Regions from separate parts of the Homo sapiens genome. Here regions 2 and 3 are each linked to region 1. Evidence: chromatin loops called from intact Hi-C (ENCODE). Cell type or tissue: GM12878. All regions are shown on one strand. Links, peaks and the distances in the headings refer to the core of each region. The heading gives the core; the rest is flanking DNA. Region 1 overlaps BMP2K (BMP2 inducible kinase). Region 2 overlaps ANXA3 (annexin A3). Region 3 has its middle 97 kb from the start of FRAS1.

Region 1 (10,151 bases), core at 3,592-7,591:
TTAATGATTAAGGATCACTTAAAAATTAATACAGGTATTTTGGATAATAGTAATAATTATTTTGAATAGAATTATCTTGAAGGACCTTTTTACTATGGCCTTGGAACTTTCTTGAATAATTCCCCAGTGTTCACTAAACTCACTTTTTCTTTTGTGTCACTTTTTCAATAGAATAATCAAGTTTGTCATTCATACTTCTAGTGTAGAGCTGTTCTGTGATTGATCTACCCTTAGCTTGGGATAATGCTTTATTTATAAAATAGCAATTTCTGCATTTTCTGTAGGCATTAATAAAGTTTGCTAGAATCATCACTGATCTTAGAGTGGAACAGAAAATACATATTTTTTATCCTTATAATGTGCCCCTAAGTAGTATAATGTGTGTTTCATAAAACTTCTTAACATTTTGATCTATTCTTGCAGGGTTCATGCTTGAACCAGATCCGGAACATAGACCTGATATATTTCAAGTGTCATATTTTGCATTTAAATTTGCCAAAAAGGATTGTCCAGTCTCCAACATCAATGTAAGTAGATTTTCAAGTAGGATATGAATTTAAAATTCATTTTATCGTATGTGAATATATTTACTTTCAGAGTTACTTTTTTTTTGTTGCTGTTGCTAAAACTCAGAGTTTCTTGTTTCATGACAAGTGATCTGATTGTGTGTTTGATATTTGTGGTATAAAGCTTCAGTACCCAAACTATGCACTGAGATACCTTGGGGAGCTGCAGCAGACTCAGGCAGAATATTTTGCATTTTTGAGGAAAACACAGGGACATCTTTCTGACTTAGCACAAAACTAATTTTATTAAGTTATTTGGGCCTAACAGTTTAATAAACAGGACTGTTAGTTTTTTTTTTTTTTTCTTAGAAGTGTTGTAAACAATTACTGAGACACGGAGCACTGTTAACTGAGTAAGTTTGGGAAACTTTGGTATAAAGAGCACAGGCCTTGTTAAGTGGGAACTAAACAATGTGTACGCATAGATATAGACAGTGGAGTAATAGACATTGGAAGTCAGAAAGGTGGGAAGCGGATGAAGGATGAGAAGTTACCTAATGGGTACAATATACACTATTTGGGTGATGGTCATACTAAAAGCCCAGACTTCACCATTATGCAGTATATCCTTATAACAAAGCTGCACTTGTATCCCCTAAAACTACAAAAAAGTTTTTTTTTAAAAAGCACAGGCAATGTAAATAGACCCAGATTCAGTTTTGTCCTTATCAGTGACTGACTTTGAATCTTTTGGTAAGTTACTTTAATGTCCATTTCTTTTTCTGTAAAACAAGGATAGTAATTATAAGGATTACATGTGAAACCCAGTGCCTAGTCCATGGAAGGTGCTCAGTTGGCAATAGTTAGTATTATTCAAAAGCTTTCAATTTTATTCACTGACTGTACAGTGCATTTAACTACTTTAGGTGAATGGTGTATGGCAAGTCTCTGCCAATCTTAATAAAGGTTCTGCAATCATCACTGATTATAAGCCATTCTTGACTTTGTAAAGATCATTCTGGCCTGACCTGTTTCTGTAGGGTTTCCTTTATGTGTAACTTAATCTACCCCACTAAGAAAAAAGAAGGAATGTGGTACCTTTCCTTTTTTTTTTTTTTTTTTTTTTTGTGAAGCCCTCGCCATATTGATGTACTCTTTTCTCTGTTGAAGCTGAAAGCTTTGCAGTTCTAAAAGTAGATAAGTAGACTCATTCGACATTTACTCAGCAAGTATTTATTGAGTACCTACAAAGAACTAAACATTGGGTATAGACAAATAAACAAGGCCTTCTGCCCTCATTTTCCAGGCCTTACATTCTGTGTCTTGAAAATTATCTGTAGTATGTAGAAACAACACTTAATTCTTATCCTTGGTGTTTGTTGCTTTTTCCAAAATGTAAAATAGTTATTGATTTACGAGTGTAATATAATCTTTCTTTTTACTCAAGATTTACCCAATTATAAATGGATACAGTGGTGTTCTTCTGCTTATTTTCCAAGGTTTCTGTGGCACATGAATATGAAATTGACATTTGTGTAACATGTAGTGATATTTGCAGATTAGATCTGGCAAATACATGTGAATAATTTATAGGTATCTGATGTGAAAGTAATAGTGTCTCATAGTACTTTTAAAGTTCAATGATATATCCATAGCTTACAAAAACTTTCTGCAATTAAAATAAAAAACTAAAATGAGACGTTTTATTTTTTTTCTTCCAAGAATTCTTCTATTCCTTCAGCTCTTCCTGAACCGATGACTGCTAGTGAAGCAGCTGCTAGGAAAAGCCAAATAAAAGCCAGGTAGGCAAAACTATGCTGAAATTGAAAAGGCATTAAAAAAAATGATAGGTCTTGTTTTTAATCCTAGCAAGTGTAATTGATTAAATATCATCTTCATCCACAAAGAATGTTGTGTTGCTTATTGTATGTGGTATAATTGAGATAGCAAATACAAAATAAGCTTTTAAAAATATTAGATAAGGAGTCTGGCATCATCTCACTGGAACTGTTCACTCTATGACAAGTGATTATTTAACTGATGATGTGACAGCGGGTCTTTTTTTTGGACAGGATTTGTCATTTTCATCACATAGCAACTCTAGTTTAGGAAATACTATGTTTTGAGTTTATAGATGTTTATTTTTTTAATTTAAGGAAAGAAAAAAATAGCTCCTACAGGTAACTAGAATATATAGAATATGTATGTACTTTGTAGAATTTGTAATGAGTGATTATAATACTTTTTAAGGCTGGTATATGTTTTCAATCTTATTTTTCAGAGTATTTATTATATTAATAATAAGTTTGAACTATATTATGTAAGTTAAGACTGAATCTGTTAATGATTGATTTTTCCCCCCCTCACACTTTTTTGAATTTAAAAGTTAATAAGCAGGATTATATCTTAGATTATCAGACAGGTATAATACTACATTTGGGGAGATTTCTTGGTCACAGCAATTTTGTATTGTATGCTATTTATGCAAAGTTTATTTGTTTACACAATACAAAAATATATTTGTTCATATGCTTTTTATATGCAAGATGTAGACAATTTAAACACAAAGAAAAAAAAAGCAGTTTTTATTTCCAAGGAGTTCACGTTCTAATTGACAAGTAAACGATTACAACCTGATAGATATTAGGCTACTTTGAGAGTGTGGAGGAGGGGAAAGACTGGGAACAGAGAAAACAGGAGCACATAAAGGATGCTTTCCCTGCGGATGGGAGTTGCTGCACTCTTCCTTGAATGATGAATAGTCAATCACTTGGAAGGGTGTGGAGTGAAATTATAGCAGGCAGGCAGTTTAGGCAAGAATGACTATTGTGAAACTACAGGACTAGGACAAAAGGGGACATATACAGGAGTAGTGGGAAATGAAGCTGGAGAGGTAGATAAATGCCAATCATGAACAACTTTGTTTATATATCATGCTGAGAAATTTGGACTTTGGCCTATAGGTCAGTTAATTTTCAACCTTCTAGTCAGTTCTACTCTTTGAGACTTGGTTGTGACTGTGTTGTAAATGATCTGTTACTTATACATTGTTAAAATTTCATTTGCGAATGACTTATTTTAAAAAATGGTGTTACTTTAAAAATATCTTCATTCACTTGAATTTCAAAATGTTCTTTTGAGAAGAGGTGAAGGTGTAAAGTTATATCTAACTTGCAGGAATCCAGGTTGAACAGCAATTGGTCTTATCTATGACATAGCTTTAATTAGCATCCACTGTTATAGTTGAGTGTTAATTATGAATTATTGTAGGATTTGTCAGTTGAATTTTATTGTGACTTCTGTTTTTTAAAATAATTAGTAAATAATTAAATCTTTGAGAAAGTAGGTGCAGATTTTTAAAAAAAGCGTAAGTCAGCTGAACAAGAATGATGATTTGATTATTTTTTCACCCTAATGCAAGTTATAGCTTTAGAGTTACAAGACAATGAAATAGTGCTATTAAAATTCACAGTGCTTATTTATAGTATGTTAAATCTGAACATTATGTATATTAAAAAATAAGGTTGATTGGTACTTATTGGTTACTAATATAAATTTACTCTTTATGAATATTAGTGAAAACTTGAAAAAATCTAAATGTATACAAAGCTTAATATTAAAAAATTTAGTTTTTTCCATGTAAAGAGCACATTTTGGGAGGAGAAATCATTTACTAGCAGTTTCATTACCCACGTTTTCAAAAAGCGCCTGTGGGTTTCTCAGCTGCCTTCAATCTGTGGTATTCTTTGCCTTCTTAAAAGGTCGCTCTCATCTCCCCAAACTTTGCATCTGCTCTTAGTATGGTTTAAGATGTGAAATTTATCTGACACATGTCTTAAAGATTGAGACACTGAGAATCACTGGCCTGGCAGATGGAAACATTGAAGGATTTTAAGCAGGAGAGTGTGAGTCTGAGTTCTAGGAAACCTGTGATGATTTTGTTCAGGTGATGGCAAGGAGAAAAGAAGGGAAGCAGAAAAACAGCTCTGTGACTGTTGTAATAGTGAAAATGAGACTGTACAGCAGTATCGATGCAATAATTACTGTTTTTAACTTCAGTCGATTTTGTATCTTCCCTATGCCTAATCTGCCCAGGCATTTTCTTCCCATTCCTTCACATAGAATGCCTGGTTTCTTTGTCACTGCCTAATAAAGTCAAACTTATTATGAAAATTTTAAACCCCAGTTTCTACCTGAAGCCTTCTGTAGCCAAATTAGGTTAAAAGTACAATTACATCTCCATAAATTCTTGACAGCACTAGCTTGGCACTGATGATTTTTACTATCTTATATTTATTACATTTCCACTAACATATGCCCTGTCTTCCTAGGTATGCTGTAAATTCTTTGAAGACAGGGTGTTATGCAGTGTTTTGCTGGATATCAGTAAATGTACAATACATATTACTGTATTGATAAAACAGAGACATCAGAGTGAACAAAGTATACAGACTTTTAATATGCTTCTTAGGGCTTTTGCTATGCCTACGTGTGTTGTGAATCTGTAAAGAGGGTTTAGACCAGCAACAAGGCAACATCAGGTCTGGCCTGTACTAGCCGTTTAATACAGAATGGATAGTTAAAGAGAGAGATTGTGTACAATATTTCCCCCAAATTACTTGAGCTTAGGGAGTATAGCATTGATTGTAATGCCACATCAATAATTTAATGTCAGTAAATACTTGATTATCATTAAAACAAGATATAATTGATTACATATATATATACACCGATATATATATCGGTGTATATATATATGTAATATCTGTATATATTTGGCCTATTAGTTAAATTTTCATGTCTTTTACCATCCCCATCCCATCTAGAGCTTAAGTGTTACTTTCAGAAAACGGCATACATATAATTCTAAGATCTTTTGATTCAGTGTCACGTTTTTTTTTTTGGTACCTCTTGGAAAGATAGTTGTTAATAGGGCTCCCTCTTGTGGTACACACAGATATTGGGAAATAACTGGATCTGTGCACTTGTTGATAGATGCAAATGCAGCAGATGTGTGCTTCATAAATCATATGTATGTAAAAATTTTAAGTATTCACTTGAAAATGTGTAAGGGGATTTAATAAAGATATTTTATTGTGAATCCTGTTGGAAAGTGAACATTTGGTCCTATTAACAAGTATTTGAGTTTTTGTACTTAATTTATAGAAAGCAAGTTGATAAATATATAAATATTTTACCTTTTTTGTTTTTTAAAAAAAGCAAATGTTGGTGTCTTCTCAAATTATATTTATTGTTTCTTGATTTCAAAACTGTGTTTACTGCTTAACCACTCACATCTGGGGCCTAAACTAAGTCCTAGTGGGATAAATTTTATATACTTTCCATTCTGTGTTCTAAGTAAAGCAAAGTTAAAGATTCAAGAAGTTGAATGTGAGCAGGTGGCATCTGTTAAAAGTTTTGGCTTATTTTGTTTAACGTGCCCTAGGCCACAGTCTTTTCTTTTTTTATGCCTTGGAGTCCAAGTAAAGGGAGATTATTCCTTGTTGTTTCTTATTTTTATTTCCCTGACAAGTTCAGAGAGTGGCTGTCAGTTTTGTCCAAAAGCTTATGAAAAGGTTTCTGTTTATTTCCTTTCAGTATCATTTCATCTCCTTAAGAGCAGTTTCTGGGACTATATTCTTTTTCTGCTGGTTTCAGTAGGAGATTATGAATGGTTGTGTACTGTTTTAAGGAAAATTGTTAGTTTTATTTATTTTTCTGTGTTTAGTAAACGTTTAATACTTGAAAATGAGCCTTAGGAGAAAGATGAGGACTAATGCGATTATCAGTAATAGTTAAAATGTATCTGTTGAGTTGGATGCTTTATAGAATAAATAGTAAATTAGAAATAATCCCAGTATTTAGAATGAAATATATTCTTCTGTTGTAGAATAACAGATACCATTGGACCAACAGAAACCTCAATTGCACCAAGACAAAGACCAAAGGCCAACTCTGCTACTACTGCCACTCCCAGTGTGCTGACCATTCAAAGTTCAGCAACACCTGTTAAAGTCCTTGCTCCTGGTGAATTCGGTAACCATAGACCAAAAGGTAATAGAGCCCCGCCAACCTCATCCTCTTAAAGGTTAATGTTAATAAACCTTTCATGATTTGATTTCCTGACCTCAGGTGATCCTTAATATTGTAAAGTAGATAACATAATGCTTTCAGAAACTTTCTATTGATGTCTAATAAATTCAGTTGGTTTCTCAACAATTCAATTGTTGTAGGCAAAGGGAAGTTACTGGCAATATAAAAGTATGGTACAAAAAACTCACAATTTGCTTTGATACTATAAATACAAACTCTTATCCCTAGAGTCATCAACTAATAGGGTTTGAGGTTGGGAATAAAGTTCAACGGTATGGAAAAAGTCTATGTTATATGAGAAAGAAAGTTGAAACACTAGTCTTACAAAGTTTATGTCTTTGTATTGCACCTAGAGCCTTGGTGAAGGGCTATCTTGAACCATCCATATGGACATTACAACATAAAAACTTACCTGATTTTGAGAAAAATTTACTCATCTAAAGTATCTCCTAAGCATTATGGTACAGTGTGGTACTTAAAAAAAATTTTTCCCCCCAAAGAAATGTCCGTAACATTTGAGTAAACTTATTTTTCTCAAGGATCTGGGAGTATAACCTGAAGACTCACCTTAAAGAAATCCTGTTTTGCACTTTATTTCATGATAAATCTGTCGTGTTTTAATGTTAAAATGTTTTTAATGAGGATACCCTAATGGTTAAGAGTGTACGTTTTGAGTCTCACGAACCTGATTTGAGTCCTATTTCTCCCATTTTTTAGTAATATAGCTTCTAAAAGTACTAGTACCTATCTTAATAGGATTATTGGGAGGATTAAATGGCTGTTTAATGTGCTACCTGATACACGGTATGCCTTTGATAAATGTTAACTATTAACTACTGTTGTTACTATCAAGTAAAGTATATGTTCAGGAAAGGTGATGTTTTTATTTTTTATTTATTTATTTTTTTGAGATGAAGTCTCACTCTTGTCCCCCAGGCTGGAGTGCAATAGCACGATCTCGGCTCACTGCAACCTCCGCCTCCTGGGTTCAAGCCATTCTCCTGCCTCAGCCTTCCAAGTAGCTGGGATTACAGGGGCCTGCCACCACACCCAGCTAATTTTTGTACTTTTAGTGGAGATGGGGTTTCACCGTGTTGGCAGGCTGGTCTCGAACTCAAAGGGAAGTAGGCTTTGCTCTGTATTGGATACTGTCAAGAAGAGGGCATATGAAGCTGGGTGCAGTGGCTCATGCTTGTAATCCCAGCACTTTGGGGGGCCAAGGCAGGTCGAATTGCTTGAGGCCAGGAGTTCAAGACCAGCCTGAGCAATGGCATGGTGGTACACACCTGTAGTCCCAGCTACTGGGGAGGCTGAGGGGCAGAGGATCCCTTGGACCCAGTAGATGGAGATTGCAGTGAGCCAAGATCTCACTGCTGCACACCAGCCTGGGTGACAGAATGAGACTCTGTCTCAAAAAAAAAAAAGAAAAAAAGAAAAAAAAGCAAGAGGTGTTATGATATGTTTAGGTTTCTTAATATAAATTTTGTCTAGAAAGAAGGAAGCTAAAGCCTCAGTAGCTAAAGATGTTGAGGCATTTTTGGGGTTTGGACAATGTTCATGGTTTTGTCGCTGTTCAGACATGATTTTGGAGTGGTCTTATTTTGATCCATCAAAGTCATAGTGTCCTTGTCTAATGTTGTATGAGATTATTCAACAGGAGAGCACCAAGACTTAGCTGTGATTGCCAGGCCTAATCCTGATGTCAGGGGCCGTGTTTCTCTTTCTTACATGCTTTCAGCTTAAGTTGGAAAAATGTTCCGCTTTTTCCCCCAATAAGTGCATTTTTTTTTAACATTTCTTCACCCTTTAAAAATAATACAAAAATTAACACGTGAGTATTGTATTTTAAAATATTCGGATTATACAGTAGTATTCAGTGAAAATGTAAATGTCTCCCTCCATTTTCTTCCCAGAGTTAACCAGCGCTGTTTAATGGTCATCTTCCCAGTCCTTTTTTATGTTTTTACATGTGTATATACAGATATAAATAATTCATGTTGTATTTAAAATAAATGGAGGCCGGGCATGGTGGCTCACTGCCTGTAATCCCAACACTTTGAGAGGCCGAGTTGGGTGGATCACTTGAGGCCAGGAGTTCGAGACCAGCCTGGCCAACATGGCAAAACCCCATCTCTACTAAAAGTACAAAAATTAGCTGGGTGTAGTGGCATATGCCTGTAATCCCAGCTACTTGGGAGGCTGAGGCACAAGAGTCACTTGAACCCAGGAGGTGGAGGTTGCAGTAAGCCAAGATCATGCCACTGCACTCCAGGCTGGGCAACAGAGCAAGACTCTGTCTCAAAAATAGTAAGTAAATAAAATAAAATAAATGGAGTCATACTATACATACGTATTAGTTCGTTTTCATGCTGCTGATAAAGACATTCCAGAAACTGGGGGAAAAAAAGAGGTTTAATTGGACTTGCATTTCCACACGGCTGGGGAGGCCTCAGAATCATGGCGGGTGGTGAAAGGCACTTCTTACATGGCGGCAACAAGAGAAAATGAGGAGGAAGCAAAAGCAGAAACCCCTGATAAACCCGTCAGATCTCATGAGACTTATTCACTATCACAAGAAAGACGCCCCCGTGATTCAGTTACCTCCCCCTGGGTCCGTCCTACAACATGGGAATTCTGTGAGATACAATTCAAGTTGTGATTTGGGTGGGGACAAAGTCAAACCATATCATTCTACCCCTGACCCCTCCAAATCTCATGTCCTCACATTTCAAAACCAATCATGCCTTCCCAACAGTCCTCCAAAGTCATAACTCATTTCAGCATTAACCCAAAAGTCCACAGTCCAAGGTCTCCTCTGAGACAGGGCAAGTCCCTTCCACCTATGAGTCTGTAAAATCAAAAGCAAGCTAGTTACTTCATAGATACAATGGGGATAAGGTATTGGGTAGATACAGCCGTTCCAAATGGGAGAAATTGGCCAAAACAAAGGGGTTACAGCGCCCATACAAGTCTGAAATCCAGTGGGGTGGTCCAATTTAAAAGCTCCAAAATGATCTCCTGTGACTCCAGGTCTCACATCCAGGTCATGCTGATGCAAAAGGTGGGTTCCCATGGTCTTGGGCAGCTCCTCCCCTGTGGCTTTGCAGAGTACAGTGTCTCTCCCGGCGGCTTTCATGGGCTGGCCGTTGAGTATCAGCAGCTTTTTCAGGCGCATGTTGCAAGCTGTAGGTGGATCTACTATTCTGGGGTCTGGAGGATGGTGGCCCTCTTCTCACAGCTCCACTAGGCAGTGCCCCAGTAGAGACTCTTTGTGGGGACTTTGACCCCACATTTCCCTTCTGCACTGCCCTAGCAGAGGTTCCCCATAAGGGCCCTGCCCCTGCAGCAAACTTTTGCTTGCATATCCAGGCATTTCCATGTATCTTCCAAAATCTAGGCCAAGGTTCCCAAACCTCAGTTCTTGACTTCTGTGCACCCACAGGCTCAACACCAAATGGAAGCTGCTAAGGGTTGGGGCTTCCACTCTCTGAAGCCACAGCCTGAGCTCTACGTTGGCCCCTTTGTGATTTTTTTTTTTAACCTATAAGTTAC
Region 2 (10,151 bases), core at 2,855-6,854, 250 kb before region 1:
TATAAGAAGATATTATGGAAAATTTAGATGAAATTATATTTTTTGGTAGTTTTCCTTCATAGACAAATTCTGTATTTATTTAATAAATAGCACAATTCCAAGCTTTTTATGGGAAAATATAGTAGCCACTCACAATCAACTCATAATCTATGTGGAGACTTGAGGTAGGTATGAAGAAACAATTAGAAGATAATAATTGAAACAACAGACAATTAAATACTAGATTGTTGAATATAGAGCTAGTACTATCGGAATTGAGAAGAAAAGAAGTTTGGGGTTAGAGAAATGGGTCTTGAGCCTGCCTTTCAGGTCAACAAGCATGTGTTGAGTGTCTCCTGTGGGCCAGGTGCTCTGCTGGAGCATTTACCTTTAAGACCCCAGATCAATAGGGTCTTAAAAGTAAATGCTCTAGAGACAGATATGGGAAGAAGCAAGAGGGAAAGAAGTAATAAGGCATTTGTTTGATTAGAGGGTCTACCTTGGGGAATATTGAGAAATAAAATCCAAGTAGCAAGATGAGTTCAGTTGAAAGAGAGCTTTGAGATCAGCGAATTCACTCATTCAATTAAAAATATTATCAAATGCATATTATGTGCTAGGCTCAGGGTTACAATTATAAGCAAAGGGGGTAGGGTGGGGGAAGACATTTTCTGCCCTTATGGAATTACAACTATGTTAAATGTAAAGGAAAGTGACATTGTGCTAAAAGATCCTACAATAGTAGGACTTGACTTAGAGGAAAGGCTTCTATGAGAAAGTCATGATTCAGATCTGGAAAATAAGTAGATATTAATAAGGCAAAATGTATGGAGGTAAGGGAGCCAGTAGAACATTCTAATAAAAGAAATGACAAATGGAAAGGCCTCATGGTGGAGGAAGCATAATGAAAAATGAGGATGTGGGGGCCAGATCATGCAGGACCTTTTTGGCAATGTTTAAGGAATTTTGGCTTTAGCTTAAGAGTAAGGGGAAGCCATTGAAGAGTTCTGGGCATGAGCTCTTGAAGAGTTAGTATCAGGATCATGAAAAGATCCCTGTAAGATCTTCTTATTCTGGAGAATAAGAAGGGCTCAAAAGATATTTAGGAGTTGAAACTTAAGGGACTTGGTATAATATCTTGGTGTGAGGAAAGGAAGATAGCAAGGATGACACTCAAGTTCCTAACTTGGAAAACAGACAGTGGCGCCATTCCTTGCAAGAGGATCAGGTTTTAGGTTGTTTGTTTGTTTGTTTGTTTCCTTTTCTTTTGGGGGAGTGGGGGGAGGTTTATGAGTTTGGTTTTACATGTATTGAGTTTGAGATGTCTTTGAGCCATGTAAGACATGTGGAGAGGTCAAGTAAGTCATTAGCGGTGTAAATATACTTTGAGTTACTTGGATGTATTTTCTTGACTAACTGGTAGAACGCCTAATTGTTTACAACTCTGATCAGAGATGTCTAGAAGGAGCTCTTTTAATACAAAGCTGGAGCATTGTTGACTTGTCAGCTCTGCTATTGCAGAGCAAGACAGGAAAACCAATAGCATAAGAACTAAAATCTATATAAAAACGAAGAATATTGTCATATATTTTGTGAAACAGACAAATGAACAAGAAATAAAGAAAACAGAAAAATATATATAAAGGCCTATTGTGTCTTACTATGAAAGTAATGCTTAACTTCTTCACTAAATGAGCCTTCTCTGAGACTTCCTTTATATTACCACTTTCTCTAATATTCACCCCAGTAACAGCCATTCCAAATGTGAAACTTAAGTGATAAGAAGAGCTCACTGGTTGGGTTACCTCAAATAAAATAAAAATAATGTGAGCATCTTACACAATCCAGGTTGAAAGCCAAGTTTTACCTCCTGTGAAGTCTTTTGCGTTACAAACTTGGTATCTTTGCCCTTTAAGCCTCAACCTCACGTAGTATCTTTTCTGGACAACAGTCTATTTTTGGTTGGCCTTGGGAAAAGGAACTGATAAACATATTCTTTAAAAATGTGGTTCATTTCACTTTCCTAAGTTAGGCAGTGTAGCAGGGTATTAAGGAGCCAGGATATAGGGATTCAAATCCTGCTTTTGTCACTTATTCTCGATAAGATTTGAGGCAAGTTTCCTAACCTGTCTTTCTCATTTTACTTATCTGTTAAATGGGGGATACGTATAGTACCTATTGCAGAGAGCTTTTAAAAGGGTTAAAGTAGTTAATACACATTAAGCCTTTTGAATAGCAAGTGTTCGATAAATATTATTAAAACTAAAATTTGAAGTTTTTATAGAAATCAATATTATGTAAGTGATGCAATCTTATTTTATTAAACCAAAATTGAAATTTAACTGCAGTATATCAGGAAGAATCTAAATATTACTTACAGTGAAGAAGATGCTGGTCAGAACGTAATTACACTCAGGTATGAATGAATGATGGAATTGCAGGTATGTTTTACTAAATGGTATAGCTCATGAGTCTCACACCCAGGTGAATTCCCTAGTGCTATAGGATTTGATTCATTTATGGTCTCCCATTATTTATACTGTATTTGTTCTTCATTGATTTTATTCTTTGCAGTCGGATACTTCTGGAGACTATGAAATCACACTCTTAAAAATCTGTGGTGGAGATGACTGAACCAAGAAGATAATCTCCAAAGGTCCACGATGGGCTTTCCCAACAGCTCCACCTTACTTCTTCTCATACTATTTAAGAGAACAAGCAAATATAAACAGCAACTTGTGTTCCTAACAGGAATTTTCATTGTTCTATAACAACAACAACAAAAGCGATTATTATTTTAGAGCATCTCATTTATAATGTAGCAGCTCATAAATGAAATTGAAAATGGTATTAAAGATCTGCAACTACTATCCAACTTATATTTCTGCTTTCAAAGTTAAGAATCTTTATAGTTCTACTCCATTAAATATAAAGCAAGATAATAAAAATTGTTGCTTTTGTTAAAAGTAATTTCTTTGTTTGCTTTCAGAGCTTGCCAACATTGTTTGATGCCTGGTGCCAACAACTAATATTTTAAAACATGTTTCTGTATAGAAGCTGTTACTGCTTCAGTTTATCACCTTGTTAATCACACTTTTTTGAAAGAAAGGAATAAGATGAAGATGTATGTGACCCTGGCCTACCCTTTGTAGTTGTGATCAAGCTATAGGAGTGGTAATGCATGATAAGTTATTTCAGCTTTCAGAAAACATCTGCTGAAGGATTAATCTAACCACTTCCTGTCTGAATGGCAAGCATGAATTATGGTTGCTTCATGCTAAATACTACTTTCCCAGAATGGGCATTTAGAATCAAGCCTCTAAGGTTTCCTTTTCTCTTGAGTTGGCAAAACTATGCATTTAAAGAATCCATCATGCCATCTTTGAGTGGGACCTAATATGAAATACCTTGACTGATATGAAATAGATAAAGTGAAAAAAATTCCAGTTAGAGTTATTTTCCTGGACCAGAATAGAAATGATCGTACTGGCCATGTGCAGTGGCTCACGCCTGTAATCTCAGCACTTTGGGAGGTTAGCAGGCGGACTGCTTGAGCCCAGGAGTTTGAGACCAGCCTGGGCAACCTAGTGAGACCCTGTCTCTGCCAAAAATACAAAAATTAGCCTGGCATGGTGGCACATGCCTGTGGTCCAAGCTACTTGGGAGGCTGAGGTGGGAGGATTGCTTGAGTCAGGAAGCTCATTTGGCAAGTTAGTTCTGTAATCAATACTATAAATGTCAGTCATAACTAAGATGATGGCAGGAGATAATGAAAACAACTACTTAAATATTTGGGAGATAAAATTGAGTAAACATGGTATTCAAAGTTACCAAGTGTCAGTCAAGTATGCCTTCACGATTTTAGTGTAAGTGATTTAGTGAGTAAGTATATCACGAAGCAATAAATCAATGTTAATACTCATAGAGTGCTTACTATGTATTAGGTACTATGTTAAACAGTGTAGTATATTTTAATTTGTTAATCCTCAAGGCATCTTACAATGTAGATACCAACACAGATATAGAAATGGAAATGGAAGCTTAGAGAAATTAAGTAACTTGTCACTGTAAGAGCCAGGTAGTCCAACTCCAGTGTCCAGGCTCTTAACCACTGTTTTGCCTTAGAATTTATCCCATCCCAGGGCCACTGTAGTTTTCAATGCCTAGTGCTTAGATTAGAACAGTGCTCAGCACATAAAAGGCATTTAATACAGTGAATCTTTATTTTAGATCTCATTCATCCTCAGAGTTGTTATACCACTTATGTATTAAGTACTTTCTGAAACAAAGCATGGTTACATGTGTCAATATTTCCCCTGTTTTGCAAGTGAGGAAAATGAGACTCAGGTTAGGTATCCAGCCCAGGGTTACACAGTGGCAAAGCCAAGGCTTAAGATCCGGGTCATCTGGACTTTAAAACTTATCTGTGGCTGGGCAAAGTGGCTCACACCTCTAATCCCAGCATGTTGGGAGGCTGAGACAGAAGGATCACTTGAGCCCAGGGGTTTGAGACCAGTCCAGGAAACATCAGGAGACTCTGTCTCTACGAAAAATTTAAAAATTAGCTGGGTGTGGTAGTGTGCACCTATAGTCTCAGCTACTCAAGAGACTGAAGTGGGATGATCAGTTGAGCCCAGGAGTTTGAGGCTGCAGTAAGCTATGATCACACCACCGTACTGCAGCCTGGGTGACAGAGCAAGACCCCGTCTCAAAAACAAAACAAAACAAAAAAACCTTACCTGTGCATGAGTGAGTTTGAAGAAGGTGAGAACTTGAACACAGTAGTGATCACACAAGAGAATTCTGCAGAAAAAAAAAAAGCCCCAATGAGGTAACCCTCTAACCCTTCTACTCACATCTGTTTTGCCTTGTATGCATTGGACTTCAGGCAATTACCTTTCTAAGCCACATATTCCTCGTCTTTAAAATGGGACAACAATAGTACCTACCTCATAAGATTGTTTTGAAAAATAAATGAAAAAAAACACTTAAAAGGTATTCCACATAGTGCATAGCACATGGTAAGCCCTTAATAAATGTTAGCCTGTATCATATAATTATTATAGAGTAGTATTCAATGGCCACATTTTTTATTGCCTCCAATTTCCACAAGGTGGCATGTCAAGTTCAAAGTGAACCCCACGGCCTTGCATCCCAATGGCAAAACCTACTTAACTTGCTTCAGAATAACATGGCCAAATCTAAACTGTTGGAAACTTCTTCTATAGAAGGTTTGTCATGGTTCAGAAATCTTATTGTCACTGTAAACTCCTTCTTAAGGAAACATGTGGAACATTTAATTTAATCATCTGGCTTCTCTGGATTCCCAGGACCATCTTCATTTACATGAATGTGCATTAGCTCTGACATGGATCACCTGCAGAATTGAGTGCATTCATGTCATCTCATTAAGCCCTAAGTTTAGTCCCTGAAGATTGAAAGAAGAGAAAAATAGCCAGCTGCAGAGAGTCCTGGGCTCTGTGGTTGGTGAGCTGCAGAAGCAGAAGGTTTGTACACTTCACGCTACAGTAACAGAATGTTTGGTCTATAAATCAGGAGCTGCAAAAATGGCAAATGAGGATGTTGAATAGGAGATTCTCTAGCCTATTTGTAAGAATGTATTGAGGAAATTTTTAAAATAGTGTACAGTAGTTCAGACATTTCTTCCATGTACCTTCCCCTATTTCCATTTCCCCAATTTCATGCCATATGGATAACCCACAGTTTTACTTTGTCTTTAAAACAATAATTTTGGGGTCATATCAAACTGGGTTCAAATCCTGGCTTCACCACTTATGGCAGCAGCGTAGATAACAGTGCTCGACAAATACTTAACCTCCATACAACTCAATTCTTTAGCTGACAATAACAGCACCTACCTTAAATATGTGCAAGGATGAAATGAAATAAAGCATGTGAAAAATTTAACTCAATAAAAATTAGTTACCAATAACTGCATTGGCATGGTGAGTTGCCAGTGAAGAGCAGATAGTAAGTGTTCAACAAGCATTTGTAGAATAAATAAGCGATACTTGTTTTAGTACTACTCAGCGACAGTAACTCTGAGGCCTTGGAAGCTTCAGAGAACTGTCAGCTGAAATCAGTGTTATTAATATGTTGTCAGTGTGTCCTCCAACGATAAGAGCCAACTGTGTTCACCTCAGTGATGAGGTTACAGGATCTGAAGAAAGTTTCCTAGTCTTATTTCCTGCCCATCAGTTGACAGTAGTATGACATGTGAGGGAGTGAGTCGCTTACTCTTTCTGTACCTTAGTTTCCTCACCTGTAAAGCCAGGATGGCCATGCAAGTATCATTCAGAGTAGGCGTGAGGTTTCAATAAGCCAGATTAGGTGATGCACTTACCACAGTGCCTGCACCCGTTAAGTGCTCAATAAACATTAGCCATTATTCTCTGGCTCAGTTTGGAAGACTTACAATTGCTTATACAGTGCTCTAATCACTTGGGGGATTTTGAGATGTTGTAAAGCTACCTCTTCTAGTTTGCAATTAGGAAAGAAGATAAAGCAAACTTCTTGGCAATTTCCTGCCTGTGAAACCTTGTGTTTTATGAGCCACGGAAAGTACCCCAAATTTTTTTTCAACCCCACCCCCAGCAAACTGACAAACTCAGATCTTTCCCACCCACTCTGTATGTCTCCCGTGGGACTGTGAGAGTCAAGCAAGTACAGGTTGCTGTGTGCTGAAGCCTTTTTACTGGTGCTATATTTCTTTCAGTTTCATCAAACTCAGCTTTGTGCCAGTTTTACCCACCAGGGCCAGCCCTCCTCTGAAACCAAAGTTTGCCTATTTCTGTAGAGTTTACAAAGTCAACAGTGAGAGAGAGGAGAATTTCAAATGAGGAGGAGGGTTACAGAGTAGGAGGTAACATTGAATGGCTGCTGCAGTAAACTGTTAAAAGAAATCCCAAACCCAGAATACCAGAGCAGCCCATTCAGCTGAAAGGTTTTATGACACAACCATGCATAAGAAAAAACTAGCTATCAAAATGTACATGTGACCTCTTTGGGCATAAACTTTGTGGAACTGGATGTGGCAATAAATAGTGGTCCAGGCCAGGCGTGGTGGCTCACCCCTGTAATCCCAACACTCTGGAAAACCGAGGAAGGCAGATCACCTGAGGTCAGGAGTTTGAGACCAGCCTGGCCAACATGGTGAAACCCTGTCTCTACTAAAAGTACAAAAAAATTAGCTGGGCGTGGTGGCAGATGCCTGTAATCCCAGCTACTCAGGAGGCTGAGGCAGGAGAATTCGCTTGAACATGGGAGAAAGAGGTTGCAGTGAGCCGAGATGGTGCCATTGCATTCCAGCCTGGGTGACAAGAGTGAAACTCTATCTCAAAAAAAAACATAGTGGTCCAAGGTGACCTGGCAGAGCATCAGACTTGCTGTGAAGCGACAGATGTGATTTGCCAATTGCTACAATATCAACCACCAGATAAAAGGAAGTTTTGAAAAAGAACATTGGGATAAAATCAGCTCCTACGAAAAAGAGCATGCCACAGTGGGGTAGAAAGTAGAGAAGAACAAAGGTCACAAGGGTAGGGAGTTGGTGAGAATTAGCCCAAATTCACCCCTCCTTTTAGAGAACTGCAGCAATCCACAGCGTAACTGGCTTGCATTGGTGCCCCTGGCCACAGACCTCAGAAGAGTTTAGAGATTTCCAAAGTTGCATTTAAATTTTTTGTTTTGTTTTGTGTCAGAGAGCCAAGTCCACAAAGAAAGTTCCAGATCATGTCTGCAAATTCTATTTAAACCGGTGTTAAATAGAATTTGACATCTGATAACTTCATGAAAAATATTTTTCTTGGTTTTTATCAGTCAAACCAAACTCCTTCCAACCTTTATTCTTCCAACATTTATTACATGGTAACTGTAGTCCAGAAACTACGCCAGGTGTTGGAGTTATAAAAGTGAAGAAAGCTACACATTTCCTGACTTCAAGGAGTTGACGATCTGGGGAATAAGCAAAGGAGAGGAAAGACAGATACTTGGCTAATTGGCAAGGACAGCATAGTGGTGATAGCGGTGGGTGGGTTTGGGGATTAAGCAAATGTGGCTTCCACACAAAATTCTCACACTCTTTGCAACTTGCAGAGTTAAAGGATAAGATATTTGAAGCAACTGCCAATTACTAGGTGTTCAGTTAAAGACTGTTAAAGTTGTATTGCACAGTGGTTAAAAGTCTGGAGTCAGCCTAGCTGGACAAATTCTAGCTCTAACAGCTCTAAAGTCTCTAGCTGTGTGATCGTGGGAAAATTACTTAAGCCCTTTATGTCTCAGATTCCTTCATCTGTGAAATTTGAGTGATAGTAGTAATTAGACCAACCACCTAGGATTACAAAGATTAAATGGATCGATGCATGTAAGTACTTAGAATGACCCAGTACATTGTAAGCATATGTAAATGCTAGCTACTTAAAATTAACTATAGTAAAATATGATATGTACTGTAACAATGCTAGTAAAAATGCTGCGGACTACTAAGTATCAGAAATACTGATAGATATAGAAATAGATACAGATACACACAAAAGATGTTTATGATATTTTGCTAAATGGAAGAAAAGTTGCTTGACGAAACAGAAAAAGAAAACCAGTGTGAGACAACATAGCAAATGTAAGGAGGCATGTCTGCTCATTTCTGCATGCCAGCATAATTTCACGAAGCCTAACTCTGTGACGACGTGCAGCTCTCCGGAAATATGCTTTGAAGGCAAAGCAGGATAGAGCACATGGCCCCATCATGTCTCTTGCCTGAGTCACTAAGTTCCTTAAAAGATAAATGACTCTATTCCCTGCCTTTTCTTACACGTAAGGTAATATCTGATGGGGTTAGTGATGATGCCTCTGTAATCTATAACCAGCTGTACTCTTACACCCAAACTTCGATGTGATTCTGCTTTAATGTAACTTCTGCACACATTTGATGTGATTTTACAAGTACTAAACCTTCACAACTCATATATAAACTGTGAGCTAAAACACCATTTCAGAGCAGTCTGACAGAACCTCTTTGAAGGACTGTTCCCAGGCTCTAGGCCTCAGTCTATAGTCCTCAGTAAGACTTCTAAATACAACCACCTTTCATTCTTTACAAGCTTGATTTTTTTTTCTTTAGTTGACACCAGAAGGGCTGGGAAAATGTACATGACCATGGTAACTGTTTATCTCTGGGTAGTAGCATTACAGCTGATGCATTTTTCTTTTTTTGTCAAAGTTGTGTTTTCTAAGTAAATTTAAATTTATTGACTTAATAATTTAAGAATATCTTTACATGACATATAAGAAAATTTGGTTATTAAAAGGCACCTAGAACTCAAATGAAGGATTAATTAAGTATGCAGGGCAGGATTCACCAGGAATGTCACCTCTGAGCTAGGTATTAAAGGAATTGATTGGTAGGGCTTTGAAGATATAAAGATTAGTAGAGATAAGAACAAGATCCCCGTATTTGATAATATTGGAAAATAATGTATCAAATAGTACATGAGTTAAGTGAGCTGTTAATCCTTTTCTGTTTCTTTCTTTTTTTAAAAAATAGCAACAAGGTCTCACTGTGTTGCCCAGGCTGGTCTCGAACTCCTCGGCCTCCCCAAGTGCTAAGATTACAAGTGTGAGCCACCACACCCAGCCGAGTGGGCTACTAATCCTCAGTGAAGAGGCCATCACTGGGCACTGAATATCAGAGTCCATCCTTATTTTTTGTGTGTGTTCCTCTTGTTTCTGAAGTATCTAATGGAAAGTCTGGCTTCTCTGTTTCTCTCTTTCTCTGATTTCAGAAATCTTATTACGGTATCCTATCTATTGAAGATAACTAGAGATCAGTTTAAGTCTTCTCCATGCTGGAGCTTACAGAATAGATGCTAATTCTATTGCCTGCTTTCCCAGATACTGACAGGTAATAAGAGGGCCAAGTAGACCACCCTGCCATGGATTGGAGCCATGTAAGACCCATCCTGTGTACACTCAGAGCTGACTCTTTCCTAGGAAGTGAGTGGTATGGATAGACATGCGTCTTTTCCAATTCTTCCTGTGCCTCACCTCAGTCTTCAGGACTCCAAGGAGGTAGGACCAAAAAGCACAGGGCCCCTGAGTGTTATTTCAGATCCTCTGTGTAACCAGCCCACACCTGAGCCTTCTGTCAATGGAAA
Region 3 (10,151 bases), core at 2,243-6,242, 900 kb before region 1:
GCATCATTTTAATGGTTGAACAATATTCCATCCTGTTGATGTTCTATTTTATGGACTCATTCCTCAATTGTTGTACATTTAACTAACTCCAGGATCCCCTTCCCCCCATTATTTACAGTGCTTTGGAGAAATCCTTGGAGCGTAATTTATTTTCTAATTTTTAGAAGTGGCATTCCTGGGTCAAAAGGTCTGATGTGACTAAAAGACCTTATTATGTCTTAGAAAGGTAACTTACTGAGCAGAACAAGCCAGAATAAGGAAATATGGTTGGAAAATTTGCTCTAGGCAGGAACATTCCAGGGTCTTATTAACTGGCCTATGAATAAATTACTCTCCACTCTTCCATTAGAGCATTTTTCCTATTGGCTAACTAGAGCTTTGTTCAGTGTATGCTTCTGGAAAAAGAGTAAAATCACACTATATTACTAAATTTAAATCTCTTTTTTTCTTAGAGAACAGTAAATCAAATCTTTTTTCTTCATTTTGTTTTTATTATAGCAAAATGAAGAAAAATTTTCCTTCATAAAATAAAGTTTTTTATTTCTGTTTGCTTAATTTACAACAAGCAGAAAATAAGCTGGGTCTTGCTTTGATCCAAATATTGATGTTTTAAAAGCTGTACACAATATTTGTTAAAGAGAACTATAAAATGCCTTTTTAGAAGCTTCTACAAGAAAAAAAGTAGAAAGTTTAGCCCTACAACTTTCCTCTCCGCTAGAACTGCAAACTACTGCTACAGTTTTAAATACACTTTTTGTTGTTTATACATCCAGGAAAATCTTTAAAAAATAAAAAAACATGCATATAAATGATTGCGTAGCAGAACAGAACATTAACTGCAAACACTAAAGAAATGGAAGAAATACTATCAAATATACAAAGGTCCTACAATCAACCCCTTAAGCACTTAGCATGTAGTATTTAAAAATCATCGTTTTGTTCTCAGTCTAATACTCTCCCAATTGAGCTATCTCAGCTTACTGCCATCGTTTTGTTCTCTACAGACAAAGCCTAGATTACTAAAAACAACTGAAATAAGTAATCCTCTTAAAGGAATTGCTTCTCCATAATTCTTACTTATATCTTTAAGCAAGCAATCTGAGATTTTAAAAGGTGCTAGCTTTTTATGCAATATGAGATTAGACATGTCAAGTCACTTTTGTCCCCAAAACAATCTTTCAGAGGAGTACTAGAAATTATAAATGGTAAAGGGTATTATTTCTTTATTTTTAGTCAGGTACTACACTGGTAGTCAAAAATTCAAAAGATGTGACTCATGCTTAAAACTGACTAATCTTTTTTTCCAAAATCATTTTAAATTTCATGGCACCACAGAATCACCTAGAATGAATGTGTTGTTTTTGAACTTGCCTCACATTAAATAAACTGAGGTGCGAAAAGCAAGCCTCCCACATAAAGAAGCAGGCAAATTTTGATACGAATGTATAGACCAAGTGCTGTAAGCATCAACATTTCAGTTATTTTACACTATACACCCGCCCCCGACACATAGCCTACTTTGAAACAATTCACTCGTTTCTAAGGGCAGTAAGAAAACTAAGCAATGTTATGGTCAACAGTACTTCTTAAATTTTAGAATAACCACATAAGAACATTCTTTTCCCCTTAAAATTGTTTCTGCCATCATTGACCCCCTCAAATTTTAAGGTGAGTCTTTCTGATGTTTTTTTGTTCCAAGTCTATAGAAATCAGAAAAAAAGCAAAGGCTCCATGTTTCAGTCAAAAACTTAATCTCCTTGAAAATACTACATAACTCAGTTGGCATTATTCCCCAAGACGGTGGAGTTAACAAAAGAACTAATCCACATTGCATCATAAACTATTATCAAGGGCCTAGACATCTTGATAAGACATAAAGGTCCACACTGAACCTAAATGTGTCTGAGCAGTCAGTGTTGTACTGTGGCCACAACTTCACTTTTGTAACACTCTATCTTACTCCTTCCTAGGTTAACAGTTCTACCAAATATTAATATGAAAGTTTAGTAAGACAATGTTGCAAATTATGGTTAACCAACATCTTTTCACCAAATACTTCAAGCATAAAAACGAGAATCTTTACAAAAATATACACAGACACAACAAATTGGTAGCTGCCCATAGCACTAAACAAACTGGACTCAAGAGTGGCTTCTCAACAGCATGTCATTTTAATATAACCATTGCCTGGTACAGGGAAAACTAACAAGTGTTTGTTAAACATTGTATTCCTGATAATTTAAGCCAATCTATGAGCGAATGAACGATACGTGCCTAAAAATGATCATGGTTTATACTATCAGTAGCCACTGGATTTAGGACTAGTCCAAGATCTTGATCTAGATTTTGACCTAGGCCTAGACTGTGACCTTGACTGGGATTTGGAACAAGGCGGTTCTTTTTTCCTTGATTCCTTTTTATGTCTTGAGCAAGACTTGTAATATGTTTTGGAATCTGTTTTAGAGGTGCCTCTAGTTTTGGCATGCGATGCAGACCTAGAACACGATTTAGCCTTCATTTCTTTCTTGGGCTGGGACTTGGACCTTGATCTTGAATTGGATTTAGATCTTGAAAAAGACTGATTTCAGTGTTTGACTCTATCATTGCTGGAATGGCTTCTGCTACACCATGGTCTTCCAGTCCATCCACTCTTTCTAGGACTACAAGATCTTCTATAGATGTAAGCAAAAGACCGACTTCTTGATCTTCTTTCATAACTTTGGCTTCTAGAACATCTATATCTGTCATAATCATAGCGTGAAGAACTGTACACACTCCTACCTTCCTTTGCTTTCATCTGATTTGGGGTCTTCCAATCCCCCTGTGCAAACTGTTTCCATTTGACATCCACAAATCCACTTTCTGTCCAAATTATGTAAAGCATCTTCAGCATCACGAACATCTTCCAATTGAACATAAGCAACTCCTCTTGGACAGTGAGTGTAGAAATCAAGTGGAACATACACATCAACTATAGGATCATAATGACCAAATTCATGCCATAAATCTTTGAACCTGCTGTTACTGGCTCCATTCCTGATGAACAGAGGCACCTTGGAGGACGCAGGTAGCTGGACGTGACCGCTGTGTGAGTCTTAGCGCCAGGGGACACTAAGGGGCTCAGCAAACTGTCCAGCCCCCGGAGGCTGATCCTCAGACACGCACAGCCAGAGGGCTCTACTACAGTTAAATTAATTCTTGTATGTAAAAGAGTAGAAATTTACCGGTTTTGTAGTAAATAATAGTGATTCTCAAACTTTAGCTTGTATCCAAATTACTTGGAGGCTTGCAAAACACAAATTACAGCCCCCCACCCAGTACTCTGGGGTGGACTGTGAACATTTGCATTTCTAACCAGGTGATGGCGAGATGATGATGATGATGATGATGATGATGATGATGATGATGATGATGGTGATGCTTGTCCAGGGACCACACTTTGAGAACCACTGGTATCTACTAATAGTTCTTTTAACCCTGGCTGGATATAAAAATCTCTGGCTTTGGTGCCAGCTTTATTTTAAAACTTTCACAAGTCATTCTGATGCACCAGAGTGGAGAATCACTGGTGTGTGCAATTAGCCAAGTTATAAAAGATATAAAATTTGCAATATAGGTCTAGATTTTAAAAGACAAATGAAAAAAAAATAATGCACTGAACTTAAGAGCCAGGACTAGTTTATAACTTTCTGGACTATCCCTATGTGTAAATAATTTAAATTCTGGGTTCTTACCCTATGGGAAAACAATTCAAGTTCTGTGATCTTCTGTAAAACAAGAACATCATAGGATGATCATCAATGTACTTTCAAACCCAAATTTTATGATATATACCTTTTTAGCAGGGGGCATTTCACACTAAGAAGTGATGTAACATAACATTAATTAGCATTACTAATATAAAAACAAGAACATAAATTTGATGGTTTTATTTATACTGTTTTGTTAACTAGATGCTTAAGATGGGATGGGGGGACCTGTTAAATAATGATTGTTGGTTTTAAAAAAATCTTAATTTTTTACAGCAAGTAGTCAATAACAGAGTCCAGTAGGTGGCGATAACAGCCTTTCATACAACTTAAAAACAGTTGCGTACTTACTGGTCAATAATTGTTTTCTCACTTGCCTGTACAAATAGAAAACACAAAACACTTTATAGGCCACCTGGAGCTTTATTTCAGAGTGAATTTTTTGTTTGTTTATTTCATTCTATTTTGGGAATATAACAGAGGTTGCTTTCTGTTTCTGTGATCATGCGTATTTAGAGGTTTGTAAAAATTCTTTTTAAAACTTTTAGTATAGAATTTTTCAAATATGAAGAAAATACAATAATGAATACCCATTCAGCTTCAGCAATGATCAATGTTCTGCTATTATTCCCATTTTACCTGTCCCTTCCATGTACCCAGCCCCCAGCTTGTCGTCATCCCTTCTGCAGAACTTACAAGCAAATCCCACATATCATGTTACTGAACCTATAGAGCTTTAAAAATTGTCAAGCTATAATTACAAGAAGATTTTAGGTGCATTATTTCAGAACCCATTGTTTTTGTGTTTTACTCTAGCCATTGAGTACCGTTAGTTTTTGTTTGTTTTGTTTGGATTATATTTTTCACATAATAACGAGCCAAACACCTTTTCTAGTGCTTTGAGAACTGTAGTTCTCAAAACGAGGCAGCAGCATAATTAGTCACAAAAGGTTGCATGTAAATATCAATATTTTTAAAATAAAAATTGATATCTTCAATTAAATTTTTGTTTTTTACTTTAAAAATGTTACTATTTTTTTGAGACAAGGTTTTGCTGTGTCATCCAGCACCAGCTGGAGTGCAGTGGTGCGATCACGCTCCCTGCAGCCTTGGCCTCCTGGGCTCAAGTGATCCTCTCACCTCAGCCTTCTGAGTAGCTGGGACCACAGGTACATGCCATGGTGCTCACCATGCTTGGCTGTTTTATTTTTTGTAGAGATGGGGGTCTCACTATGTTGCCCAGGCTGGTCTCGAATTCCTAGGCTCAAGCTATCTGCCCGCATCAGCCACCCAAAGTGCTGGAATTACAGGCACAAGCTCCGGGGCTTGGCTGAATTTTTATTTTTGAATAAAAATATACAATTAGAAATGTATTCTTATCAACAATGGAAGGTATATTTGTATATCTTTTTATCCAAGGTATCCAAAAGAACAAAAAGTTTTACTGTATGGTTTTTATCTAAAACAAATGGAAGCATATTACATTTTGGCAAGTAGAGAAATCAACATAATTAAGAATTTAAAGAAAGAACTCAATGACCCAGAATTCCTAAAACAACCACTTAACATTTTGTTATATTTCCTTTTTCTCCTTCCTATGTGGAGGTCTCCCTCTTCCCTGAAATTGCATGTTTATGTCGGACATAGAGTAGAAGGGAGACATCCCGGTTCTGGAGGTTTTCCACATCTCTGACTCTTCAGTCACTTCCCATTGATAAAAAGCCAACCAAAAAAAAAAAAAAACTCGAAGTATTTGCTAAATGAATAAAAGGCCTAACACTTTCTATATCTCATTATATGCTACCTAAAACTTTATTTTTTCCTTTCTTCTTTTTTTTTGGGTGGGGATAGGGTCTTGCTCTGTTGCCTAGGCGGGAGTGTGGTAGTACGATCACAGCTTACTGCAGCTCAAACTCCTGGGCTCTAGCAATCATTCCACCTCAGCCTCCTGAGTAGCTGGGACTACGGGAGCATGCCACCATGATTGGCTAATTAATTTTTTTTGTAGAGGTAGGGTCTCGCTATGTTGTCCAGGCTGGTCTAAAATTCCTGGCTTCAGGTAATCCTCCTGCCTCGGCCTCCCAAAGTACTGGGATTGCAGATGTAAGACACCGTACTTGGCCTGTAAAACTTTTTTTTTTTAATTATACTTTTAGTTTTAGAGTACATGTGCACAACGTGCAGGTTGTTACATATGTATACACGTGCTATGTCGGTGTGCTGCACCCATTAACTCGTCATTTACATTAGGTATATCTCCTAATGCTATCCCTCCCCCCTCCCCCCACCCCACAACAGGCCCCAGTGTGTGATGTTCCCCAACCTGTGTCCAAGTGTTCTCATTGTTCAGTTCCCACCTATGAGTGAGAACATGTGGTGTTTGGTTTTCTGTCCTTGAGATAGTTTGCTGAGAATGATGGTTTCCAACTTCATACATGTCCCTACAAAGGACATGAACTCATCATTTTTTATGGCTGCATAGTATTCCATGGTGTATATGTGCCACATTTTCTTAATCCAGTCTACCACTGATGGACATTTGGGTTGGTTCCAAGTCTTTGCTATTGTGAATAGTGCCGCAATAAATATATGTGTGCATGTGTCTTTATAGCAGCATGATTTATAATCCTTTGGGTATATACCCAGTAATGGGATGGCTGGGTCAAATGGTATTTCTAGTTCTAGATCCTTGAGGAATCGCCACACTGTCTTCCACAATGGTTGAAGTAGTTTACAGTCCCACCGACAGTGTAAAAGTGTTCCTATTTTCTCCAGCACCTGTTGTTTCCTGACTTTTTAATGATTGTCATTCTAACTGGTGTGAGATGGTATCTTGTTGTGGTTTTGATTTGCATTTCTCTGATGGGTTGGCTTGTAAAACTTTATAATACTGCTTTCAAAGTTGGTTATTGCTTTAATGAAAATTATTTTATTCAAAATTTTAATTTAAAGACAAAAACCTGGTGTTTCCCAAAGGGCAATCAATATATGTATTCAGAAAACTCTGAGGAGTTGTACCATTCGTGGTACAAGGAATTAATTTAGATTATAAGTAAATCACATTTTAAATTAATAATTAAGTATATCTTTAATGCATTGTAGGATAAGATAACTAACATAAAGGCCATGATTTCATGAAATTGTTTCCTAAGATGACATTACAATAGGTAATTACATTTATTTTTAAAACCCATTGAAAATATTAAGTACGTTTATAAATTATATAAATTGCCAAACTATTTTCCAAAGTGGCTATGCCATTTACATTCCCTCCAGCAATGCATGAGTGTTCCAGATTCTCCACATCCTTGTTGACGCTTGGAACTGTCTGTTCTTTCAGCTATTTTAGTGGGTGTGTAGTAGTCATATATGTTTTAAATGAGAAAATGAGTTATTTTGCTGAGAAAGCATATGGGGAAAAATGATAGTAGTTTTCAAACATGTGCCATTTAAAGGATAGAATATATGTACACTATGAAGCTCTGGAAGTAGAGCTAGGCAGGACTAACATAGACTTTATAAAGAAGCAAATTCTGGCACAAAGTAAGGCAAAACTTAAATGCTATGGACTCTCTTGCATAATAGTGACCTTTTTATTGAGTGTATTTATATCCAGCTGTATCAGTGTTCGTCAACTACAGTCAACAGAAATTGACTGACTTAATGAGAGTCATGTATTTTAAGGATATAGAGTGGGTCACAGAATCAAAGGAAAAGCCACACAACTGTAACTTGAAAAGGACAGGAAGCAGCAGGGCAGCGTAAGAGATCTATGTCACAGAAACCAATGAACAGCCTCCTCAGAGAGCTACTGTCAAGGTGAATTATTTCTGTTTTCTGACCTTGTGTCACTCAAGATTTAAATTCTAAGGGGAGAGAATCTGCTTGGCCTAGTTTGGTTTACATGCCCACTTCTTGGTCAGAAGAAGGCAGAATTGATAATCTCACCAAAGTGCATGTGGTAGGGTAGAAGAAATTCCCCAAAGAAATATTGAAGTGACTTTACCAAAAAAAGGGGCTACTGGGTGTTGGGCAGGCAAAACCAACAGATGCCACTATACTAGGTCACTACCTTTGATGACTATTTGGGAGGAATTAGTAGCAGTGATAGGAGGAGGCAACAAAACTTAGACCCATTAATTACTTGAATTTTTATTAAATGTCTTCTCCTACAGTTCTATGAAATCACTAACTACATTGTATTGAATTCATAATACTAACTTCATCACCCTCCAAGTGTTTTTACATACATAGCAAATATTCTTTGGATGCAAAAAAAATTACTAATTGGTTTTTTAGAGGGGAGAGATGCCAATTTCATTTTATTAAACATAAATACAAACATATGTAATTACACATGAACAGATTTCTATGGTAAAAATATTCAATTGATTGCAGTACACTGAGCTCCATAGAGAGAGTGCTGGGGCAAGTGAGAGCCAGATGGGCACTGGGCAACTCTGTGCCTTGTTGAAGAAAGATAACTAAACATGGGTAAAGTAGATCCTAAGAAACCAAGAGGCAAAATGTCATCATATGTGTTCTTTGTGCCATCTTGTCAGGAGGAGCACAAGAAGGAGCACCCAGATGCCTCAGTCAGCTCCTCAGAGTTTTCTGAGAAGTGCTGAGAGGTGAAAGACTACTTCTGCTAAAGCAAAAGGAAAATTGGAAGACATGACAAAGGTAGGTAAAGCCCATTATGAAAGAGAAATGAAAACTTATATCCCTCCTAAAGGGGAGACAAAAAAGAAGTTCAAGGATCCCAATACACTCAAGAGGCCTTCTTCAGCCTTTTTTCTTGTTCTGTTCTGAGTATCACCCAAAAATCAAAGAACATCCTGGCCTAAACATTGGTGATGTTGCAAAGATGCTGGGAGAGATGTGGAATGGCACTGCTGCAGATGACTAGCAGCCTTATACAAAGAACGCTGCGAAGCTCAAGGAAAAATGTGAAAAAGATACTGCTGCATACTGAGCTAAAGGAAAGCCAGATGCAGCAAAAAGGGAGTTGTCAAGGCTGAAAAAAGCAAGAAAGAGAAGAAAGAAGAGGACAAGAAGATGATGAAGAAGATGTTGATGAATAAGTTAATGTTAGCACATTTTTTTCTTGTCTATAAAGAATTTAACCTCCCTGTACACAATTCACTCCTTTCAAACAAAAAAATTGAAATGTAAGTTTGTGTAAGATTTGTTTTTAAACTGTACAGTGTCTTTTTTTATATAGTTAACACACTACCAAATGTGTCTTTAGATAGCCCTGTCCTGGTGGTAATTTCAGTAGGCACTAACCTTGCTTGGTACAGTATGGTGGTATAGCTTGATGAATTTTCCCAAAATAAACATGTACCTAGCACACAGATCAAGAAACAGGATAATTTCAGCACCCTAGAAACCCCTTAGAAACCACTCTCATTCAAGGTAATCACTATTACCACTTCCAAGGCTATATATTTGTTTTGCCTGATTTTGAAAATTACCTTAAATTGAATAATTATCATATGTGATTTGGGGGAGGTCTGGGTTCAGTCATTCAACATTATATTTATGACATTCATCCAGTGTGTAGTTGTAGTTTGTTCGTTCTCATTGTTGTATAATATTCCATTGCTTAAATGTATCACAAATATCCATTCTACTGTTGGTGGACATGTGGATTTTTACAGTTTGGGGTATTACAAATAACGTTGATATGAACATTTTTGTATATTTCTTCTTGTGAAGTTTTAGGGCTATTACAATGATGCTACTTATTAACATTCTTGTCCACTTCTGGTGAAAAGAATATATATGTATTCATAGGTATATATACAACAGAAATGCTTATATATACACATTAGTGTGTGTACACAAATATATGTATTTGTATGTATGTATGAGGTTGGTACAAAAGTAATTGCTGTTTTTGCCATTAAAAACAGCAATTACTTTTGTACCAAGTTTATACGCACATATTTATATCTTGTCCACGTTTGGTGAACATATATATATATATATGAGGGCGATGAACATATGTATAGATAAGATGAACATATATACATGAGGAAAATGAGTATATATATAGTTTGGTGAACATATATATATATTCACCAACAGAAGTGCACAAGATATATACATAAACATTCCTGTTGTATATATACCTAAGCGTGAACTTGCTGGATAGTAACATGCTCCATTACAATGCTCAACACTTTTCCTAAGTAGTTGTACCAATATACATTCCCAAAAGTGTGGAAGATTTCCAACTTCTCCATATTCTTGCCAATACTTGGTTCATTATTTTTTCACTTTAATCATTTTGCTAAATGTGACATTGTCCAGTAATTTTTGAGGGATTTAAAAATCCTGTGAGTGGAGGAGACAGAAGTTAGAATATCACTCTACATTGATTAAAGTTGTAGTATG

Evidence for each region. A loop is a pair of places that touch in the nucleus more often than their neighbours do. Peaks named below come from ENCODE experiments on the same cell type or tissue, not always from the same donor. Only the 100,000 strongest peaks of a DNase experiment are listed, where the experiment ranks them.
Region 2: it touches region 1 in a loop (10-fold over the local background); 101 of 110 quality-filtered maps call a loop at or near these places.
Region 3: a loop joins it to region 1, with 6 times the contacts of the local background. A loop is called at or near these places in 50 of 110 quality-filtered maps.

Annotation. Positions count from the first base shown.
Region 1 is chr4:78,859,161-78,869,311 of GRCh38, forward strand. It overlaps BMP2K (BMP2 inducible kinase), which reads left to right. Exons shown (of 16, transcript NM_198892.2): 8 at 424-527; 9 at 2,229-2,308; 10 at 6,397-6,560. Among named protein-coding and RNA genes, the nearest start is that of PAQR3, 75 kb to the right of the region's middle. RefSeq lists an enhancer at 3,295-3,589. In GM12878, for the core only: a CTCF peak has its summit at 5,460 (motif pointing left); DNase peaks (open chromatin) are centred at 4,381 and 5,461; H3K4me3 peaks cover 487 bases; H3K27ac peaks cover 759 bases.
Region 2 is chr4:78,607,503-78,617,653 of GRCh38, forward strand. It overlaps ANXA3 (annexin A3), which reads left to right. Exons shown (of 13, transcript NM_005139.3): 13 at 2,554-2,945. The coding sequence ends at 2,613. LOC124900721 (a long non-coding RNA gene) reads left to right here and starts at 7,291. Exons shown (of 2, transcript XR_007058152.1): 1 at 7,291-10,065. In GM12878, for the core only: a CTCF peak has its summit at 5,100 (motif pointing right); DNase peaks (open chromatin) are centred at 5,139 and 6,609; H3K4me3 peaks cover 289 bases; H3K27ac peaks cover 919 bases.
Region 3 is chr4:77,955,701-77,965,851 of GRCh38, forward strand. It overlaps the pseudogene LOC100128297 and the pseudogene HMGB1P44. Among named protein-coding and RNA genes, the nearest start is that of FRAS1, 97 kb to the right of the region's middle. In GM12878, for the core only: a CTCF peak has its summit at 4,069 (motif pointing right); a DNase peak (open chromatin) is centred at 4,091.